2 separate regions of the Homo sapiens genome follow, and region 1 is linked to region 2. The links are chromatin contacts, found by Hi-C or POLR2A ChIA-PET in ENCODE. All regions are on one chromosome and are shown on one strand. Each heading gives the region's core, a stretch centred on a gene start or an enhancer-like site at or near the end of the contact. The rest is flanking DNA. Distances are from core to core; before and after follow the strand shown. Region 1 overlaps LINC02568 (long intergenic non-protein coding RNA 2568). Region 2 overlaps APH1B (aph-1B gamma-secretase subunit).

Region 1 (4,623 bases), core at 407-2,906, 130 kb after region 2:
TGGCTACCTCCCCGTCCTCATTTCCACCACCCTCCCCTCACTCATTTCACACCCTTCTGCCCAACGCTGTTTCTCTCTCCAGTACCCACCTGGCTCCTTCACTCCTTTGGGGCCTCTGTTCAAATGTCACCTGCTCAGAGAGGCCTACTCCGATCCCCCCTTCCCCATGTAAAACAGTCCCCCCTCCCAGTCACACTCTACACTCAGACCCTGCTTTCTGGTCCTACTGAGATGCATTTGTATGTTTCTGTGTCTTTGTGTTACAGTGGGCAGCTAGTCAGGCATAAACAGGAGGAGAGAGCCACCCCCGCCTCACCACCAGGAATGTCAGGCGAACATTAGGTGATGGTCGGGCGGTTGTTAACAGTTTCTCTTAAGGAATCATCCGTCACAGCCAGCTCCAGGGAAAGGCAGTCTCCCTATAGATAGGAAAAAACCTGAAACAAGTGATCAGTAGCTTCCTGATAAGATCAGGAATTGGGTGAGTGGGCTCACACATGTGAGCTCAAAGGCAAAATGGTGGAGTTTCACTGGTATATGACCTTATAGGAACACTTGACTGGAAAGGGGAGAACATCTCAAGTGAGCATGCGTACAACTCTAGGAAACACACTGCGCATGCTCACCTCCCAAGTGCTGGCAGGCCACTGTGCATGCCAACAGGCAACCCCAAGGAAAGAATGAGGGGAGAAGGGACGCAAGATCCCGGAAGTATGCCAACGTATAAAACCCCAAGTCAAAAGCTCAAAGCTCACTTGTCTTTCAAGTCACCCACTTAGCCCTCTTCCAAGTGTACTTTCCTTCCTTTCATTCCTGCTTTAAAGCTTTTTAATAAACTTTCACTCCTGCTCCAAAATTTGCCTCGGCCTCTCCTTCTGCCTTATGTCTCTCAGTCGAATTCTTCCTTCTGAGGGGGCAAGAACTGAGGTTGCTGCAGACCTGTACAGATTCGCCGCCAGTAACATTTCTTGTCTGTCTACCCCACTAGAATGTCAGGCCTTATCACTGCTACCGGGATAATGTAGAGGGACCTATCATGTAGAGGGACAGGGTACACATCTGTAGATTTAGTAAGTGGAGAAATATGAAGTCCGGACTCATTGGCCATGAGAGTTCTGGCAAGGAAGAGGCCAGTCAGGACAGCTGCTGGAGGGCTGGACCATGAACAGGACCTCTGCCAGTTGAAGCATGCCCTCTGCTTTAGTGCCTTGTTACATATACCCTGGTCTACTCATCACTCATGGTGCCATCAGACACTCCATCTCAGAGCCTGCAGTGAGTCCAGAAGAGAACAGGGCCCCAAACAGAAGGAAGTCCTGCAGTCACTCAGCCCACCATCCCAGGAGGCATTGCACAAACTCTGCTGTCATCAACATGCCCCTGGGGGTCTTACACTCCCACCCTGGACTAAGACCTCCTCCTGATGCCTCACAGTGCTCTCCGTGAGAGGAGTGTTGAGAAACACACTTCTAGGGGGTTCTGCTGTCCCCTACAGACCAGCGCTCAGTCATTCCTCCTGGATCTAGCTCTGGTATGGCTTTGCAGGCTTCACTCACAGTCTTGCCCTGAATCTGGGCTCCACTGTCTCCCTGTCTGACACATCTGATCTCTCTGTTTCAGTAGAGCTCCAACTACCGTCTACTTCCTGCAACTGGCCTGCTGCCAACTCCCCAGATCTCTTGTGGAGCTGCCGGAAGAGACAGCCTGCCACAGAAGAAAGCAGCCCTCCTCTTTCATGGCCTCCCACATCTTGAAACAAACACAAGCAAACAAAACAAAAGCTTGAGTCCCAGCCTGATTCACCAGGTTTGGTTCCCAATTGTTGAAATTCCCTTCCCAGGGCTCTCAGAACCAGGGTTGGCTGGAGGGGTGAAAGAGGCTGGCCCTGAGCCCAGTAATAGGACACCAAGGGGGAGCTAAAAGCTGGGATCTGGGGTGAAGATGGGGTCTTCCAAGCTGGGAGGCAGACACCAGGCCAGAGCAACCGGCCTGCCCCAGCTCAGGCCTCTTAACCCATGCAGGGCAAGAGTATAAACAGAGGCCACGGACCACATGCCTCAGTATTTAAACTTATAAATCAAGCTAACATAACATGAAATCAAATATGTTCTATCCTCCTAGCTTGACAAATACTTTCATAACGAGATGGAATGCCAGGTTCAGATTTAGAATTTTCACACTCCTTAAAGTTCCAAGTCAAAATACAGCATTAGGGGAGGGCCCCCAACCTCGAGGTCTCCCCTCCCCCATTTTCTTTCACTCCCAGCTCTGTCTCACACCACGAGGGATCTTGGGTGAATGCCCCTCGATACCCCAGCCCCCCACAAACAGCTGCCCTTTCCCCCCTTGGCCAAGGGTAAGCACAGCAGCAGGGCAGTCTGCCCTTGGCTGGAGAGATGGAAGGAGAGGCCACACGGGCCCTGAAAATGCATTTGGGGACTCTTGGGCAGGAAACTTGGGAGTTTCTGGAGCCTCAAGGAGGGTCTAGTGGGACAGAGCCACTTGGGCCCATGAGATCCTTGACCCATGGAGAAGGGTAGGGCTAGAGGAGGGCCAGGGCAGGCCCTATGAACAGAAGAACCTAGAGTAACTGCCCTGTCCCCAGATCCTGTCACCGAGCAGGTATACTTGGGAGGGTATTGGAGGGTGGAACCCAAGGGAGCTTGCCCAAGGCACTAGGAAAGAAAAGTGTAAACCTTGTTAGAGAATGCTAAGGATAGCTGTTAAAGCCTCAGAGATTTTACTCATTTTTGGCTGTTTCTAAAAATCTTCCCCCAAAGGAAGATCTTGCTCTCATTGAGGATCTGAGAAAGAATTCTCTCCAAGTAGTTTCAAAACATTCTGATGTAAAAACTCTGGTGTGTTAGTCAAAAATAAATTTTGTTGCTTGATGGCTTCACCATTCACAAAATATTCTATCCATCCAATTTAAAAATAAGAGCAGGGTATTTAAAACTCTTTCAATAAACACAAATTAAAACAATGAAGCTTGAATTATTGTTTTAACCTTGTTTTTTAATTGTGATCAGCTTAAGGGAGAGATATCAGGGGAAATGGGAATAAAAAGATACAGTGATTCAAAAATAAATGAAATGGGGCCAGGTGCGGTGGCTCACATCTATAATCCCAGCACTTTGGGAAACCGAGGTGGGAGGATCACTTGAGGCCAGGAGTTCAAGACCAGCCTGGCCAACATGGTGAAACCCTGTCTCTACTAAAAATACAAAAAGTAGCCAGGCGTGGTAGCATGCACTTGTAGTCACAGCTACTCAGGAGGCTGAGGCAGGAGAATCGCTTGAACCTGGGAGGCGGAGGTTGCAGTGAGCTGAGGTTGTGCTGAGTACCACTGCACTCCAGCCTGGGCAACAGAGTGAGATGCTGTCTCAAATAAATAAATAATCTCAGCAAACTAACACGGGAACAGAAAACCAAACACCGCATGTGCTTACTTGTAAGTGGGAGCTGAACAATGAGAACACACGGATGCATGGTGGGGAACAACACACACTGGGGCCTGTGGGGTGGGGGCAGGGGGAGGGAGAGCAACAGGATAAATAGCTAATGCATTCAGGGCTTAATACATAGGTGACGGGTTGATGGGTGCAGCAAACCACCATGGCACACATTTACCCATGTAACAAACCTGTACATTCTGCACATGTATCCCAGAACTTTAAATTTAAAAATTTTTTTTTGGAAAAAAAAAGAATACTACGCAGATGAATATTCTCACACTGGTGCCTTTTAAGACACAGTTGCTACAGATTTTAAGACCATGATGTATTTTTACAGCCACAGGACCAACAGCGATATCATCTCTAGCTACTTGTCCTGTGAGTTGTATGAACTTGTTCTGTCATAGACTCCCAGTCTCTCAACCCTTCCTAGCACTGTCTGGGCATGAACTTCTAGCCTGAGATCAGGGAGGGGGTCCATCTTATTTGCTGGTTTCATAAAAGCATTAAGCCAGTGGTAAGAATCAGGCATCTGAATCACCAGGACTCTTTTTGGTCGCTGTATCAATCTGTTGACCATAATAACTAATTTTCAGATAGGACTGGAACCTCTTAAAATGTGGCATCCATATTGTCTCTCATGGTCCTTTCTATAGCCCTATAGTGAAGGCCAGGTGCCCATCCCTAGGTACAGAGAAGGAAACAAGGAACAGAAAGGTGGAGCTTCTTCCCTGGGGTTTGAGAGCAAGTTCGCTGCTGGCAGAGTCAGGATAAGAACCAAGAAGAAACCAGGTCCCTGCCTCCTGGTGCTCTGTGCTTTCCACTTGGCCTCCCTCTCGTCTGCCAGCTGCATCTGTTGTCACTGGAGAAGAGCAGGGTGTCCAGGCTCCTGAGCATCTCCTGACTCAGCCCTTGATGCACACAGTGACCAAGGGGGGAGTCATTCTGGGCCCTTCTGATGAGAAGGCATGGGTGGAACCAGCTGCGTGTGGCAGGGGAGGACCCAAGAGCTGACTCTGGGAGGACCCGTTTCTGAGAAGCAGAGGAAAAACAGGGCCCAATGGTGCCTTGAAATTAAACACATGGCATCCAGGTGGGCCAAATATGGAAACAAAATAACAGCCATACTCTGGGAAATCACCATCCTGGCCACATCTGAGGACACTGG
Region 2 (4,487 bases), core at 1,191-3,690:
CAGAAATACCAAAAGGCAGCACCAGGCTGTGGTGTTGAAGCCAGCGTCATGGTCACCCTCAGTGGGGGCAGGGACTGGTGGAACAGGGAGGCTCCTGGGGGCTGAGAATGTTTTGATTTTCATCTAGGTGCTAGTTACACAGGTGTGTTCATGCTGGGAAAATAAGGTTGAGCAAGTCTTCAGATGTTTATTGGCCATTCGGATAATTCTTTTTGAAGTGCCTGTTCAAATCTTATGCCTATTTTCTTTTTGATTTTTAGGAGTTCTTTATGTTTTCTGTAAAAGAAAAAATCTTTTGTCAGATGTATGTATTGCAGATAACTTCTGTGGCATGGTTTGTCTTTACATTCTCTTAATGTCTTTCGGTGAACAAAAGTTCTTAATTTTATATAGTCTGATCAGTTTTTCTCTTTATGGTTTCACTTTTTGAGCTTTTTAATAAATATTAACCTAGCTGAATTTTAAGTTTTAAAATTTGTTCTATTTTTCTCATTTTTGGGTTGTAATTTTCTACAACAATCATGTATTGCTTTTGTAATTGTTTAAAAGAGGAAAAATGTTTTTTAAAGAAGAGAAGAACAATACAAAACAGTGCAGCACTCTGTAAAATGAGTTAAAATTCAGTGGATTTGAGGTATAGAATTATTGTGAAGAATAATCTAGAAAATGCTCAATGCCTGCCATGCCCACGGAGGCCTCTTGAGAAGAGCAGTCTTTCTGCATAAGGTGCTACCTGTAAAATCTACCACTTTCTTCAGGCCTTCTTTGACAGCCCTAAGGAGATCACCTTGTTTTTACCCATCCTAGCCTCATCGCAATTATAATTATGCTGTCCTAGCATTCATCACAATTTGTGACTAATTGTTTCTTCATTCATTACCTGCCTCCCTTACTAGTACAGAACCTCCATTAGGATAGAAACTTTGGTCTCACCAAGGTGTACACAGTACCTCTCAGCATTCCATTAGTGTTCTTTAAATGAATACACTTTTGGAACCCACAGCAATTGTGCAACTGAAAAAGACTATTCCCTCATGTTCCCTTGAGTACTAAGGATTCATACTAAAGTAATTTGGAGTTGTCTCACTTTCTTGCAAATTCTAAGAACCAATTTAACACAGAAATGAATAGAAACTAGTTACACGACATGCATCTTGTATTGTATATTCCATTAGGTTCTGCCTAATGACTGCCTTCTAGGGTTACCATCTGAATACAGCAAAACACGGGACCCACAGTATCTGCTGACCAGCTTAGTTCTACATGCCTCAGGGCCTTAACGCATGACACACATCATACGTTTGGTGAAACACACCCAAGTTCTTGAAAGTATTCCATGCTTCCCTTTATCTTTGGTTATTCCACATGTTTAATAAGCTTGCTGTTATTACCCAAGCTGATTTATTTTTCTTTTGCAGACCTTCATAAGTTCTTATTATGGAATAAACCTGGCGTCAGCATTTATAATCCTGGTGCTCATGGGCACCTGGGCATTCTTAGCTGCGGGAGGCAGCTGCCGAAGCCTGAAACTCTGCCTGCTCTGCCAAGACAAGAACTTTCTTCTTTACAACCAGCGCTCCAGATAACCTCAGGGAACCAGCACTTCCCAAACCGCAGACTACATCTTTAGAGGAAGCACAACTGTGCCTTTTTCTGAAAATCCCTTTTTCTGGTGGAATTGAGAAAGAAATAAAACTATGCAGATATGCGTTCCATTCACTTGGCTTTCACACAACTGCTCTCCGAAAGGGGTGCTCAGTGGTGTGCGTCCTGGCTGCACGAGAATCACCTGGGACAGTGTAAAGCCGACTGATTCTGGGCTCCACCTTCCAGAGCTAATTGGCCTGGGCACGTGGTGAGTTTTAAAAGCTTCCCAGGTGATTCTGATGTGCAGCCATGTTGAGACCCACTGGTTTGGTATCCAAATAGGAGCTTCCTGAGAACACCTTAAGTGGATGAGAATCTGGTCTTTAGCTGTCTCCTAACTCAACTCGTGCTGAGCAAGTAAGTATCTGAATGTCAAATCCTGGTTATCTTTTATCTTCCTAAGTTCTGAAGTCACAAAAGGCTAAAGGGCTATCACCCCTGCTCACTGTTTGCGTGTACTTCACCATCTTAGGAGAACACGGTAGGTTGGGCTTCTAAATGCAATAATAAATTACGCTGACTGTGGTAACTTAGCCAAAGTAAGATACTGATTAAGCCGTATTTTTCTGAAGTGCTTCCATTCCAGGTTTTGCTTTCTGAGGCATTACATTGTTTTTGAGTATAGATTACATTTTATTAACTAAAAATGATTGTTTTGTGACTTCCTTGGGAAGGTATTTTAAAATCAGGAATTTTTATGCAATGTCTATAAGCCTGTTTAAAGCTTTCCATGGGCTCTGCCCCAAGGCCGTTGGCTGCAGCGTTCACCATCTGAGTGCCAGTTGCTGGACTAGTTGAGGTGAAGTGCATTGTTTTCTCTCTGAGCAGCTGTGCGGGGAGCTGAGTGATGTGCCCTGGGACAGGCTTCACTGGAGCTGGTGGAAGTATAACCAGAAGCACAAGGAAATGAGCCAAAAGGGTGTCATTGACACTTTTCATTTGCTCCTGTGATACTAACAACACTTTCACCCAAATGGCTTAATGTAATATTGGAAATAGATCTTAAACTGCCAAATCTCACACTATTGCATAATCCATATGCTCTTTAGATCTAGTCAGTGTCTCTGGGTTTTGGTAGCAGATACAGCGTTCCCTTTACAGGAATACCCAAGGTGTTCTTTCAGCTTCCAGACAGGTCCTTTGATTTCCTTTATAAAGGGAAAATTCTGGCAAATCGTGCCTTTACTATTAGAAATTGTTCCCAGTTGATGTCTTTTGGGGAGCTGGTGGCATGAAATGCAAATGACCTATACATTAAAGTGATGTCTCAGTGAATACCATACATGCAGTAGAACATTCAGAAGAGAGGAGCAGCAATCCTGAGGGGCTGGGGGAGTGACAGTGGCAGGACGGATGGGCGGGTTTGACAGATTGTGGTGGGAAGAAGAATGATCATGTTTAAAGCTAACATAGCCAGTGTTTTGGGCTAGCCACACATCATTCCAGAGACCAAAACCTTACTCATGAACTAGACCTTTATCGATATCAGTGAACCCCCATGTTTAAAATATTAGAATGTTTAGAGATAAAATAGAGATAATAGAGATAAAAGAAGAGGAGGGCTTCTATCAATGCTGTAAACAGTCTGATAAGCGACTGTGGTTATTCCCCTAAAGTTTACTTCAGCACTAACACTAGTGCTTCCGCTGGAGTTTGCAGTTTTCCAGCTTTATACAGGATTTTCCTTTGACTGGAAGAGTCAAGGATATAGAGACTCAACAGTGACATTTATTGTACAACATCAAGGGGAATAGGATACTCATCAAACTGGGATTATTCTTATCAAAACATGGTCTTCTTTGAATAAGAAAAATACATAGTTGGTTATTATGGACTTAAAACTGTGTTAAATGGATATTCTGATAAAATATTTGCTGCTCTGTAGAGTGTGGAAAGTCTGAGAATATTAGCTTTACTCATCTTGAGCTTTGAGGATGTTCTCTGTACGCCGATGGTTTCATATTAACTAAAAAAGCTGGGTATTGTAAAATCTCATTTATAAAAACTCAGATGAGAAGAAAATTTTCTTTGATGGTGAGACTGTTGTCTTAGTTCAGGAAATTATTTAATAATCCTTTGTTACCTGTGAATGAAGGAACTTTGTAATTCTGATTTATCGTAAAACATGAGCCTTTCCAGAGTCAGCTTAGACACTGTTGTCGCAAATAGCCATGCTTTGCCTTATGCCAAGGAGGCCCAGAGGGAGGGCCTAGTCTTCCTCTGTTGCTGTACATATATTGAAATGCTTTTTTTTTTTTATTTTGCATTTGTTATCTATAATGAGCTTTCTGAGCCCTGATATTATGTGAGACAAACAGGAGTTATTGATGTTATACACTCCCTTCCATTCAGGATTTTCTGCTTGGAGGGAAATATGTTGACCTTAGAGAATTGTGAATATTGTTGCAATTCTTGAATATATTACCATGTGAATAATAGAGACTGTGTTGCTCTCTAGTATAAGCTATATTTATTTTTGATTCATTTGAATTACTAGTTATAACTGGAGAAATTTTGTTACCTCTATCCTGGCTTGCCTGACTGGCTGTATAATAGCAGCAGCCTCTTTTAGAGCATCTTAATGAAAACATGGATGAAAGGAATTAATGATGATATCTGCAGACTGCGTAGAAAATGGCTTTTGTTCCCAGCGTTAACATTTTCTTCTCAATCACATTTCAATGTTTGTGGAGAGTGGCAGATTCACACCAGAAACACTAGGTGTTCATATCCATAGCATGGATGCAGAATAAGCAGTTGGGAGAGAAGCTTCTTCCTACCTGGTACTCCTCCCATTCACCTCAGCCCAGCCCCAGACAGGCGTTAGCATTCAGTGTGGG

What was found. Hi-C counts contacts between places; a loop is a spot of excess contacts on that map. ChIA-PET counts read pairs that join two places held with the same protein, here RNA polymerase II (POLR2A).
Region 1: a loop to region 2 is called in a map of naive thymus-derived CD4-positive, alpha-beta T cell, with 2.1 times the contacts of the local background. The contact joins two enhancer-like sites. A Hi-C loop is called at or near these places in 2 of 168 maps with a recorded cell type or tissue (endothelial cell of hepatic sinusoid and naive thymus-derived CD4-positive, alpha-beta T cell). POLR2A ChIA-PET finds 5 or more read pairs at or near these places in 3 of 52 experiments (H1, OCI-LY7 and activated CD4-positive, alpha-beta memory T cell).

What each region holds. Positions count from the first base shown.
Region 1 is chr15:63,435,340-63,439,962 of GRCh38, forward strand. LINC02568 (long intergenic non-protein coding RNA 2568) reads left to right here. Exons shown (of 7, transcript NR_120375.1): 7 at 1,624-2,197. Among named protein-coding and RNA genes, the nearest start is that of LINC02568, 47 kb to the left of the region's middle. Within about 2 kb of position 1,657, at least 25 of the 41 ENCODE cell types and tissues checked have a DNase peak (open chromatin) inside an H3K27ac peak, as active enhancers do.
Region 2 is chr15:63,304,196-63,308,682 of GRCh38, forward strand. APH1B (aph-1B gamma-secretase subunit) reads left to right here. Exons shown (of 6, transcript NM_031301.4): 6 at 1,419-4,487. The coding sequence ends at 1,586. Among named protein-coding and RNA genes, the nearest start is that of APH1B, 29 kb to the left of the region's middle. Within about 2 kb of position 2,441, at least 2 of the 41 ENCODE cell types and tissues checked have a DNase peak (open chromatin) inside an H3K27ac peak, as active enhancers do.